Linked DNA regions of Homo sapiens: region 1 is linked to region 2. The links are chromatin contacts, found by Hi-C or POLR2A ChIA-PET in ENCODE. All regions are on one chromosome and are shown on one strand. The core of a region is the stretch at or near the end of the contact, and the rest is flanking DNA. Distances in the headings are between cores, read along the strand shown.

Region 1 (5,943 bases), core at 2,990-5,489, 240 kb before region 2:
TTCTAACAATCGACATTTTCATGAACTTTAAGATAGAAAATGTGATAGATACAAACAGACAATGAAATTTCAAATTGTTTTAAGGAAATAAAACTTACGAATGGCATCCATTTCAAGGATTGCTTGCTTGGCCTGAAAGAGAGAAAGTAGAGCTGTAATTCCAATTGCTTTTTTTTTCTTTAAACTCCAAATCTCAACACAGATCTTATCCCACCTGAATAAATAGATTTTTAAAAACGTTTAAAAACTCGCTATTTATGTTAAGCATTTACACACAGTGCAGGGAATTCAAGCAGATGAGCGCCCTCAAGTGGGTAATAGCTGCTACACCATCAAGGCACCGGAGCTAAGACTGCACCCCCAATCCTGTGAAAGAGGAGGGAGGGAGGCTGGTTCCGAAGCCTGGCTGATCATCAGCACTCATTGGCCAGCTTATTAAAAATGCAGATTCTCGGCTGGGCGCGGTAGCTCACGCCTGTAATCCCAGCACTTTGGGAGGCTGAGGCGGGCAGATCACAATCACAAGGTCAGGAGTTCAAGACCAGCCTGGCCAATATGGTGAAACCCCGTCTCTACTAAAAATACAAAGATTAGCCAGGCATGGTGGCGGGTGCCTGTAATCCCAGCTAACAGGGAGGCTGAGGCAGGAGAATCGCTTGAACCCAGGAAGCGGAGGTTGCAGTGAGCCGAGATTGAGCCACTGCACTCTAGCCTGGGCGACAGAGCAAGACTCCGTCTCAAAAAAAAAAAAAAAAAAAAATGCAGATTCTTGCCACCCAACCCTGATCTACTGACTCAAAAGCTCAAGGCACGGAGCCTGGTATCTTTATCACCAGCCCTCACCATGACACTATGGCCTTGTAACTATTTTGAGTTAATTGCAAAATGGCTGCTGGAAGTTTCCTCTCATTGTTGTCTTTCCTCCTGCAGAATGCTGTGATTATCATGAGCTAAGTCTCTCTGTTTCCCCAACTCCCTGCACCTCCCATCTCTTCTGTGTGCCCCAGAATCTCCCAGAGTGAGACGGCCCTGAAGGACAATGTCTGTGATCCCAGCTCAGGCACTTCACTAGGTGGGTGCTCTCCGAGCTCAACTGGACAGTGGGATCAGGGAGCCTCTCTTTCAGAATGGTCATTAGGATTCAATGATCAGCTCAACTGGTGAGTTCCACCCACTCTCCTAGGGCAGGGGTCCCCAACCCCCGAGCCACAGACTAGTACTAGTTCGTAGCCTGTTAGGAACTGGGCCGCACAGCAGGAGGTGAGTGGTGGGCAAGCGAGAGAAGCTTCGTCTGGATTTACAGTGGCTCCTCATGGCTCGCATTACAGCCTGAGCTCTGCCTCCTATCAGATCAGTGGCAGCATTAGATACTCATAGGAGTGTGAACCCTACTGTGAATTATGCATGCGAGGGATCTAGGTTGCAGCACTCCTTGTGAGAATCTAATGCCTGATGATCTGAAGTGGAGCTGAGGCAGTGATGCTAGCACTGAGGAGCAGATTAACGTTAGCAGAGAGGTTTGACTGCACAGAGACCATAATAAATCAATTGCTTGCAGATTCATATCAAAACCCTGTCAGTGAGTGTCAAGGAGCAATTAAGCTGCATCTGGTGGCAGGCTTTATCGTGGCAAGTGAGTTGATGTACTTCAATTGTACAGCTGCATCTGGTGGCCTTAAAAGTATGTTTGAGGCCGGGCGTGGTATCTCACGCCTATGATCTCAGCACTTTGAGAGGCTGAGGCGGGCAGATCACGAGGTCAGGAGTTCAAGACCAGCCTGACCAACACGGTGAAACCGTCTCTACTAAAAATACAAAAATTAGCTGTGCGTGGTGGTGTGTGCCTGACATCCCAGCTACTCAGGAGGCTGAGGCAGGAGAATTGCTTGAACCTGGGAAGGCAGAGGTTGCAGCACCACTGCACTCCAGCCTAGGCAACAGAATGAGACTCCATCTCAAAAAAAAAAAAAAAAAAAAAAAAAAAAAAAGTATGTTTGAGACAACTTCAAACCTCCTTACATTCTGGATTAAAGTCCAGGCGAATATCCTGAGATTGCCACAAAAGCACAAAAGCCTGCTTCCATTTCCAACATCCTATCTTTGTGAAGCAGGGTTTTCTGCAGTGACAGTGACCAAAATAAGATGAGAGCAGACTGGACATAAGCAACACACTTGGGGTGTCGCTGTCTCCCATCACCCCCAGATGGGACTGTCTAGTTGCTCAGGGCTAGAACAAGCTCAGGGCTCCCACTGATTCCACATTATGGTGAGCTGTAGAACGATTTCATTATATATTACCATGTAGTAATAGAAATAAAGTGCACAATAAACGTAATGTGCTTTCATCATCCCAAAAGCCTCCCCCTGCCTCCATCCGTGGAAAAATTATCTTCCACAAAACCAATCCCTGGTGCCCAAAAGGTTGAAGACCACTGTCCTAGGGGATTGTAGCCTTTCTTGCCTCTTTAAAGTTATTTTCATTTTTTAAGGGTAGTATAATTTAACCTACAAAACACTATGCTAAAAATAACTTTTAAAATAATTTTACTCTATTTTGCTACCATCTGTGATATCCCAGTACAAATATTTCGGCTAAGTGGCGATCACGTTTAGTGAAAAAGTGTGGGGCTTGGGGGAGCCTCAACACAGTCACCTTAGAGAAAACAAATGCTTCAATTTTTGTAACCTGATAGCTATCTCTCTCATACATTCAGAGTTTGAGATTATGAGTTGAAATTACTTGCAAACACAAATGTTAGCTCAGTCTCTCTCTGGGAAGTGCAATTACAGAAACATACTAATATATAAAATGCAAAATACCTTCACCTTTATTTTCAATTAATTTGGAGAAGAGTTAAATTTATTTACCACATATACTAATGGGCAATATGGCTATTTCCAAGAAGTTCCCTGGTATCTGTAAAGCTGACTTCAAGAATTTTTTTTTGTCTGGACATTTAATTTTTAAAGTACTGTTTCCAGGATTTCCACTAGGTGTCAGCCAAGGACCATCATTGAATTAAAAGAACGGAAGGCAGCTGGGAGGCTGTAACTAATGAGTTTCCCACAGCTGTGTTGACATTATTAGACTGGTGATACATTTCTTGATGTTTAAAATTTCCCACTATGCATTCATTTCACAGAAATAATAGAAATACATTTTGAAAACTTTAGGAAAATAAGAAATAATCTCGAGGAAAGATGTGGAAAGTTCACTTTAATGATAATCCTGCTTAAATAGAAAATTATGATTACATTATAGTGAATAAAGTATATTAGACAAGCGTGTTTGAGGCTGGGTGTGGTGGCTTGTGCCTGTAATCCTAGCACTTTGGGAGAGGCTGAGGCAGGTGGATCACTTGAGGCCGGGAGTTCGAGACCAGCCTGGCCAACATGGTGAAACCTCATCTCTACTAAAAATACAAAAATTAGCCAGGTGTGGTGGTGTGCGCCTGTAGTCCCAGCTACTCGGGTGGCTGAGGCACAAGAATACTTGAACCCAGAAGGTGGAGGTGGCAGTGTGCTTTTTCTTGTATGGAGATTGCACCACTGCACTCCAGCCTGGGTGACAGAGTGAGACGCTGTTTCAAAACAAAACAAAACAAAAAAAGGTGTTTTTATTGCCAGTGGGAATAATGTGGTTAGGATGCTCTTTGGAGCCAGATAGACCAATCCAGGCTTGGTCATGTACTAGTTATATAAACTTGGGCAGTTTATTTAATGTCTCTCAGCCTCTGTTTTTATTTTTTCTAGAATGGGAAGAATAAGAACTACCTCATAACATATTTTGGTGAGGGTGAAATAAGAATATAAAGTACTCAGCACAGTGTGTATGCTCAATAAGTTGTAACTGAAAAGATGTTTTTAGATAGAAAGGATCGACAACTTGGGGAGAAAGTACGATGTTATATTGACTATATTAACCATTTGAATACTTAAAGGGAACTTCCTGAGGCACACACGCCTAGCGTGGGAGAAAGACAGGTATGTAAGGGGGTCTCATTTTGTAACTGCCTTTCAGAATCTTGTTAGCAATTTTGATTTTCCCAGCAGACAGGTAAACAATGGGTGGGGCCCATCAAAGATACTCTGCCATTGCTCAGAAGGGCATTCTAAGGCACCAGGCCAGCAACAAAATGACTAATCATAAAGAAAATGCAGTCCCCTCTCTGCATGAGCTCCCTTTCATCTCATAACACCCTGACGAAATGAAAACTCATGCTTAGGTCCAAGTCCACACCTATGCACATTCATTTCCTGAGGACCAAATCATTGCTGGCAGTCCTGAGAACAAGCTTCAAATGCTTGTCAAAATATACAGAGAACAAAACAGACTGTCCCCTTTCTCAGAAATCTCAGCCCTTATTTTCCACCCAGTTCAATTTTCATGATCATCATCCCATTGTCTGCTCCACCTCACTCCTCCCAGCCCCAACTTGGACTGTTTCACCATCCATGTGAATAATCCACCCACCACCCTAGTTCCTTGACCACTTTCTAATGACCTTTTCCTCCACTCCAGAGCAGCAGCACAGAATCAGAGCCACCTCCAGAACCTGATCACACTCAAAACCGTCCCACCTCTAAGGCAGGACTCCAAAAGTCCCTTCTTCAATTACAGATTAGGGTATTTCCTTCTCTCTCACATTAAGTCCTGCTGAACCGGGCTTTATGACAATACTGCAGTCCCTCACCCCACGCCTCTGTCGCCAGCTGGTTTTCCTCTTCACTCAGCCTAATGTCATGCCCAATTACTGCAACTGCGTGCTCACTGGCACCCTCCCCACCCCCGCCCTGGGAACCTTCCCCTACCAGCTCTGCCGGTTCCCAACCTGGAGGAACCCACACACACCACGGTTTTCACCAGTAGTTTCCAAGCTGCTGAGCAGATTTTGAAATGACGTCATCACACTGATTCATGGGGGCCAGCCTCAGTTGGGTCTTTGATGTCTTTCACAGGCTATTCTAGTCATCTCTAGTGACTGGTCCATTTTGTTTTTTTTTTTTTTTGAGACAGAGTCTCACTCTGTCGCCCAGGCCGTAGTGCAGTGGCGTGATCTCGGCTCAATGCAAGCTCCGCCTCCCGGGTTCACGCCATTCTCCTGCCTCAGCCTCCCGCGTAGCTGGGACTACAGGCACCCGCCACCACGCCTAGCTAATTTTTTGTATTTTTAGTAGAGATGGGGTTTCACCGTGTTAGCCAGGATGGTCTTGATCTCCTGACCTCGTGATCTGCCCGCCTCCGCCTCCCAAAGTGCTGGGATTACAGGTGTGAGCCACCGCGCCCGGCCAGCAAGTGTTCTTCTGATCCTTTCCACTTTCCCTCAGACACCCCTGCTCTCTGCTTCACTCACTCAGCAGATGACTTTATTATCTGCACGAGTGAAATCGAACCCTTTGTCTTCCCCCAAGTCCACCTCAAAGTTCCTCTGTCTTTCATCTTTTTCTCCCTTGGTTCAGAGAGATGCTTCCAGCCCTTTCCAAGATGAGCCCCTATTCCTGTGTGTCCCATCCTCTTCCTTCCCACCTCCCCAGGCCCCGTTCCAACAAGAAGTGAGCCACTGTCTCCTCTCCCACCTTCCTCCTCCTTCCCTGCCATCTGCTCATGGACTCGGCATTCGAGCCAGACGAGAAGTCTTGCTTTGCTCTTGCCTTTCTCTCCAAACTATCATTTTTTCTTCCTTTTGTGAACTTTACATATAAAAAAGTCTATACCCATTCCGTTCCTTCTTAATCCCCCTTTTTCTGCAACCCACTGTGATCTCTCCCTTTTCTCTTAGTTGCCAAATATAAAATCTGCTTTTCTGTTTAAATCTCCTTGACCTCGGCAGCCTTTGAGACTGTGTCTCCCCCATCTCTGAGATGTGCTTTTTCCTTGTTAGCGCAGTGCCTTCTCCTCAGACATCCTCCCTGCCTCCTCTGCTACTCTTTCAATCTTTCTTT
Region 2 (5,864 bases), core at 1,364-3,863:
GGGAGTGGAGAAGCCAGTCCCCCCTGGCCAGCTCCTTGCTGTGGGCACTCCCTAAAACATCTGTGGCCTTTGGGAGAATGAAAGAGAAATGAGCCGCAGCCATGCGGTATCCCGGGGGCTGGCAGGTGAGCACAAGATGGGTCAGGATGTAGTTCTGGCTGTGTCAGTGTCCGAGAAGAGGGACCATTCTGTGGGCCTTACGTAAACCACAGCACAGGGGACTCAGCTTCTGGCTAAGAGAGTGAACCCCTGGAGTCCAAGGGCCTGGGTTCAAATCTTGGTTCTGTTATCTACTTGCTGAGAGCCCTGCAGCAGCTACTTTAATGGCTCCAGGCTTCCGTTTTCTCATCTGTGAAATGGGAAGAGCAAATAGACCTCCCTCAAAGAGTTGCTGTAAGGCTTAAATGTAAAGGACTTTGAATAGTACTTGACACAGAGTACGTATGCAAGAAAAGGTAGCTGGGTTTTGTTGTTGTTGTTGTTTTGTTTTTGAGTCAGAATCTCACTCTGTTGTCCAGGCTGGAGTGCAATTGTGTGATCTTGGCTCACTGCAACCTCTGCCTCCCAGGTTCAAGGCTGATTCTCCCGCCTCAGCCTTCTGAGTAGCTGGGATTACAGGCATGCACCACCATACCTGGCTAATTTTTATATTTTTAATAGAGATAGGGTTTCACCACGTTGGCCAGGCTGGTCTCGAACTCCTGACCTCAGGTGATCTGCCTGCCTTGGCCTCCCAAAGTGTTGTGATTACAGGCATGAGCCACCGTGCCCAGCCTGGTTTTTTTTTATTATAGTAGGACACAATAAATAGGAGATGGCACCTCCTACTTGTCTATCTAATACATACAGACCAAGTTCAGCCATATGTGGTGATAGCATTAGAGAACATCCCGCCTTACACGGCAGTGCTTTCTCCTCCTTTGAGGTGACTCCACCTCTCCCACCCATCTCCCCCACGCAGATGTCCAGCACCCTCTGTTGTCTTCTTGGCTGGCCAGGTAAGGCACTCTTACTGTACCTGTCCAGGGAAGCCCACACCAGACAGAAGCCCGACTCTGGAGTAAGCATGAGTAAGCGCGCCCCTTCGAACCTCAGAAACTCTTTGAGGCCAGAAGCAGTGTCTAACTGCTTCCTTCCTCTTTTTGTTCACAAAAATCTTTTAACCACTCCCTCTTCTGTGTCAGATGCATAAATAGTTGTTCTCTTCTGTACTATCTTCTAGAAAGTTGTTCTAAGTTGGACATGAGCTAGAGTTAAATCATGTCCATGAGAGAACATTGCTTGTCATTCTAGCCTGGTACTCTTGCCTTATTTAATTGATGGTGACATTTTAGGGATCACAAGTAGGCAAGAGAGAGAAATTTGGGGGGCAGGAGGTGTAAAGCTGGTCTAGAACAATTCCCACTCGCACTTAGAATCACCTCACGAAGCAACCTCGGACCCCACTTTAGTAAAAGCCACCCACGGTGCTTAGATCTGTTGAAGAAACATCATCTCCTGCACCCAACAAAGGCGATCTGACACAAAATTAGTGTGACCTGTTTCAATCAGTTGTAAGTAATATTTTTATGTCCTAAAGCAAAATATCTGTAATGCCCTGAAATTTTGAACAAAAATAAGATTTTGGTTTTGGTTTATACACATAAGCACAAAGCTACCTCTTTTCAGGGGTTGAACCTTTATATTTGTCTTAATTGCATTTTTACAAATATGATTTGCCCATATTACAGCAGATTTGTAAAGGGGCAGGTAAGCAAAGATGAGGAAGACAAGAAATAAATAAGCTGGGAGGCTAAAGAAAACTAACATGAGTACCGTATGCATGATGGTTTAGTAGCAATTTTTCATAAGCATTTCATTTGAGGCATAGAGCAGGTAAGTATTCTCCTACTCATTCTACAGATGGAGAAATCAAGGTGCAGGGGGGTTATATGGCTCTTCTTCAGAGCTTGAGGCTTTTTGGATGCCACACTTAGTGTCTATTCATACTGCCTCTCGTGGAAGGGAGCGAGGGGTAAGGCTGGGGAAGAAAGGGGTGCAGATGAACTTGGGGTAAATGCAGAAGACTGCTGGCACTGGGTCAGCAGGGGACAAAGCCAGAGCAGTTGTTGCAAGCGCCACCACCACTCCCGGAAAAGGCTGACAGGGCAGCCACCTGTGCACTCCTGGTCTGCTCTCAGCCCACTCTCTGTGAGCTCATCCCCACTGTGTGAGCTGATCTGACCCACTCACCAGGAAACACCTCACTGCAGTCGCCTCCAGCACCCCTTGCAGAGAGGCCCCTCTACCACTGCTCCCTCCTCCTGTTTCTTATGTTCTCCTCAGAAGCCACCACCCAGGACTTTGCAATGAAGGTTTTGATTTCGTCTGAGATTGCCCCCAGCCCCCCTGCCTGGGGCCCTGCCCTGCTCCTGCTGGCTGACATCGCTGGCCACTGCTCCCTGAGCTGGGTCAGTGCACAGCCTGGAGTGATTCCTGATGACGCTGGGAAATGGACCTATGACCCCTGCTTGTGAAGGGTCAGTGAACTTTCTGGTGGTGCACAGGGTGTCAGAACAGTGTCAGCAGGGCCAGCGGGGGAAAGTGCTGACAACTGTAGGCCCAGGCAGGACCGGCTCCTCCCTCGGAAGACTGCAAGCAGTGATAGCCATCTGTCCTTATCTCCGCCCCTCCAGCTCCCACAGCCATCCAGCTGACTTCCAATAGACAAATGGAAGTCAAGGGTGTCTGAAATTAACCAGTCATCTTCTCCAGGCCATTTTCTCATGGAAAGGGATTAACCTAAAGAAGGATGTGTGTTTTCTGGAAGGATAATAAATCTCTGCTCCTCTTGGGTTTTTCCTCCATTTTTCTCTTCCTTTTGTTACTTACACTCTTGCACCTATTCTAGGCTTTTCCACTTATATTTACTTTTCTATTTATACATTGAATTGAATACACAATTATGCTCTCATAGTGTATCTCTAAATACTACTCTATTCAAATACTATGTGTTAAAGTCTGTGCCAGGCACTGTCCCAAATACAATGAGAATTGGATCTGGTACACAAATAACCTCACTACAGATAGGGGGCAATAAATGTCATAAAAGGGATGCAAAGACATGGCTATTGGGGTGTAGACAAGAGTAGACCACTAGCAGATGAAGTGATTGGAGATGGTCAGGAAAATATGACATTTTAGCTGTGCAGTGAATTGGGTAGTAATAGGCAGAGAGAGTACAGCATTGAGGTCTTTTGCAGGATCTGGTGCAAAGTGGACGTTCCACAAATTCCAGGCAGAAAGGACAGCATAGGTAATAATGTAGAGACACCAAACAACAAGCAGCCTTGTTTTTACTGATGAACTGATTCGTTTGGGAAATGTTTGCTACTGTGCAGCAGGCATGGTTCTCAGTGTTAGGAATCCAGGAATAAACTGAGCACACAAAGTCCCTGCCCTCAAGGAGCTTGTGCTTTAATAGCAGGAGAAAGACACGAAACAAATACCATAATATGCCAGGTGCTGTTAGGCACTGAAAATAAAATTAAAGCTGGCCAGGTGCAGTGGCTGACGCCTATAATTCCAGCACTTTGGGAGACCGAAGCATGCAGATCACTTGAGTCCAGGAGTTCTAGACCATCCTGACCAACATGATGAAACCCTATCTCTACTAAAAATACAAAAGTTAGCCAGGTGTGGTGGTGCACGCCTGTAATCCCAGCTACTCGGGAGGCTGAGGCATGAGAGTTGCTTGGACCCAGGAGGTGGAGGTTGCAGTGAGCTGAGATCATGCCACTGCACTCCAGCGTGGGCAGCAGAGTGAGACTGTGTCTCAAAAAAAAAAAAAAAAAAAAAACAAATAAATAAATAAAAGCAGGATAAGGGGCAGAGAGTGACAAAGGACATATTTTTAAGAGGGTCATCAGGGAAGCCCTTCTAACAAACAAAAATCTTCTGGAAGTGACAGGGGCCACCATGCAGGTGTTGGGGGATGTAGCACCACAGGTGGAGCGACTAGCACTCTTAAAGGGCCTGCAGAGGGAACAGCAGAGTGTATCCAATGAACACAAATGAACCAACGTGGCAAGTTACCAAGCAGGTGAATTATAGAGATGAGGTTAAAGAGACCCTCAGGGCCAGATCATACGGGGCTTGGTGCACCACAGTAATGACTTGGGATTTTATCTTGAGAATGTAGAGCAAAGCATGAGCTCATTCACGTTACTGAAGGACAACTCTGGCTGCTGCAAGGAGAATTGACTATAAAATAGGTTGAAGCTGGGGATCAGCTATGAGTTGTAGGGGGTACCTTTTCCTGGAGTGTGGTACATGAATCCAGTATATAAGTTTATTTTTCCAGGAAATAAATCTAGAGAAGTAACTTGGAACCAGACCATGAGGGTTCCATCTTGAGAGCCAGGTTAATAAAATTAGACTTGGTTTCACTGACAGTGAGGGTCCACTGGGAGATTTCAGCAAAACAAAACGATCATTGTTTAGTTTCTGAAAGATACAAGGGAACTCTGGGCTCTGCCCCTGAGACTTGAGTGATGTGAGTCCTGCTTCTACCAGTCATCAGCTCTTAAACCTTGGGCAAGCATTGAACCAGCCTAAACTCTTGTTTCATTATCTGTGGTTAATTCATCTGTTCCTTTGCTCGTTATACTGCACAGGGCTATTAGGAGGACAATGTGGTAGGAATACACATGCAAGCCTTCGGTAAACTGTGGCACAGAATTAGGCTTCAAATCCTGGCCACTCGGACTCTGCTGTATCCTGCAGCCTGGACAGGAAGACTTGTGAGTTCTCTGGAGAGCTTATAGATGCTGCTACAGGCTGCTGCAATGCTAGGAGGAGGGATAGGTGTGGGAGATGAAAGATTGCCCTGGTGCAGGAAGAAGCAGTAGAAGGAGCACTGTTACAGGAGACATGGAAATCTCTGCCAAAAGGAAAGAAACCAAATGAATATCGCAGTTGGGGACGGGGCAAAGAAAGGCTATACCAAAGAGGGCTGTTGAAGTCAGAAACCTGACAGCTTGGATATTATAACTGAGGAATAGGAAAGAATCAAACGGTAGGGTTTTTCACTTCAAAGACAGGAAGCAGGATGAGTGATGACAGATAGGGGACCTATGGGAAGGGAGGTCATTTAGGAGGGAAGATACTAAGCACTGGGCATTTGCAGCCCACAGCACCACCAGGACAGATAGTGAGAGCGATCTCATAAGCAGCTGGGCACAGGGGTTGGCGCCCAATCTGTGTTGAGTTTAGCTGAATTGACTGTAGTCACATAAGAAAGTAACACTGGAGATGACGATTTGGATGGCGTCATAGAGTAAATGAAGGGTCTGCAGAGGAGATGGGGGAGAAGAAAGAGAGCTAAAGATAGAGACGTGAGGGCCAGGTGCGGTGGCTCACGCCTGTAATCCCAGCGCTTTGGGAGGCTGAGGTGGGCGGATCACCTGAGGTCAGGAGTTTGAGACCAGCCTGACCAACATGGAGAAACCCCATCTCTACTAAGAATACAAAATTAGCCAGACATAGTGGCGCATGACAGCAAACCCAGCTACTCGGGAAGCTGAGAGAGGAGATTTGCTTGAACCTGGGAGGTGGAGGTTGTGGTGAGCCAAGATCACGCCATTGCACTCCAGCCTGGGCAGCACGAGCAAAACTCCGTCTAAAAAAAAAAAAGTCCAAGATCAAACAAGGGCTGGAAAGAATGAGAGGTCAATCAAACCACTGAATTCGAATTGGGGAGAGAGGGCAGGCAAAGAGTAGAGGGGAGAAAGTTGGGGGAAGTGAGAGACAGAGAGAGGAGGAAGAAGAGGAGAGAGAAGGAGATCAGAGAAGCTTTTGAAAGTGCAGGTCCCATCCAGAGGTGG

The links. A loop is a pair of places that touch in the nucleus more often than their neighbours do. ChIA-PET counts read pairs that join two places held with the same protein, here RNA polymerase II (POLR2A). Pooled maps may share reads with other maps.
Region 1: a pooled map shows a loop between it and region 2 (3-fold over the local background). The contact joins two enhancer-like sites. A Hi-C loop is called at or near these places in 1 of 168 maps with a recorded cell type or tissue (dorsolateral prefrontal cortex) and 2 of 50 pooled maps. POLR2A ChIA-PET finds 5 or more read pairs at or near these places in 3 of 52 experiments (HepG2, activated CD4-positive, alpha-beta T cell and activated T-cell).

What each region holds. Positions count from the first base shown.
Region 1 is chr6:150,812,372-150,818,314 of GRCh38, reverse strand. It overlaps PLEKHG1 (pleckstrin homology and RhoGEF domain containing G1), which reads right to left. Exons shown (of 17, transcript NM_001029884.3): 12 at 99-132. Among named protein-coding and RNA genes, the nearest start is that of MTHFD1L, 50 kb to the left of the region's middle. RefSeq lists enhancers at 4,466-4,615, 4,856-4,955. Within about 2 kb of position 4,239, at least 10 of the 41 ENCODE cell types and tissues checked have a DNase peak (open chromatin) inside an H3K27ac peak, as active enhancers do.
Region 2 is chr6:150,569,899-150,575,762 of GRCh38, reverse strand. It overlaps LOC124901429 (a long non-coding RNA gene), which reads left to right. Exons shown (of 2, transcript XR_007059810.1): 2 at 2,326-2,846. Among named protein-coding and RNA genes, the nearest start is that of PLEKHG1, 27 kb to the left of the region's middle. Within about 2 kb of position 2,613, at least 2 of the 41 ENCODE cell types and tissues checked have a DNase peak (open chromatin) inside an H3K27ac peak, as active enhancers do.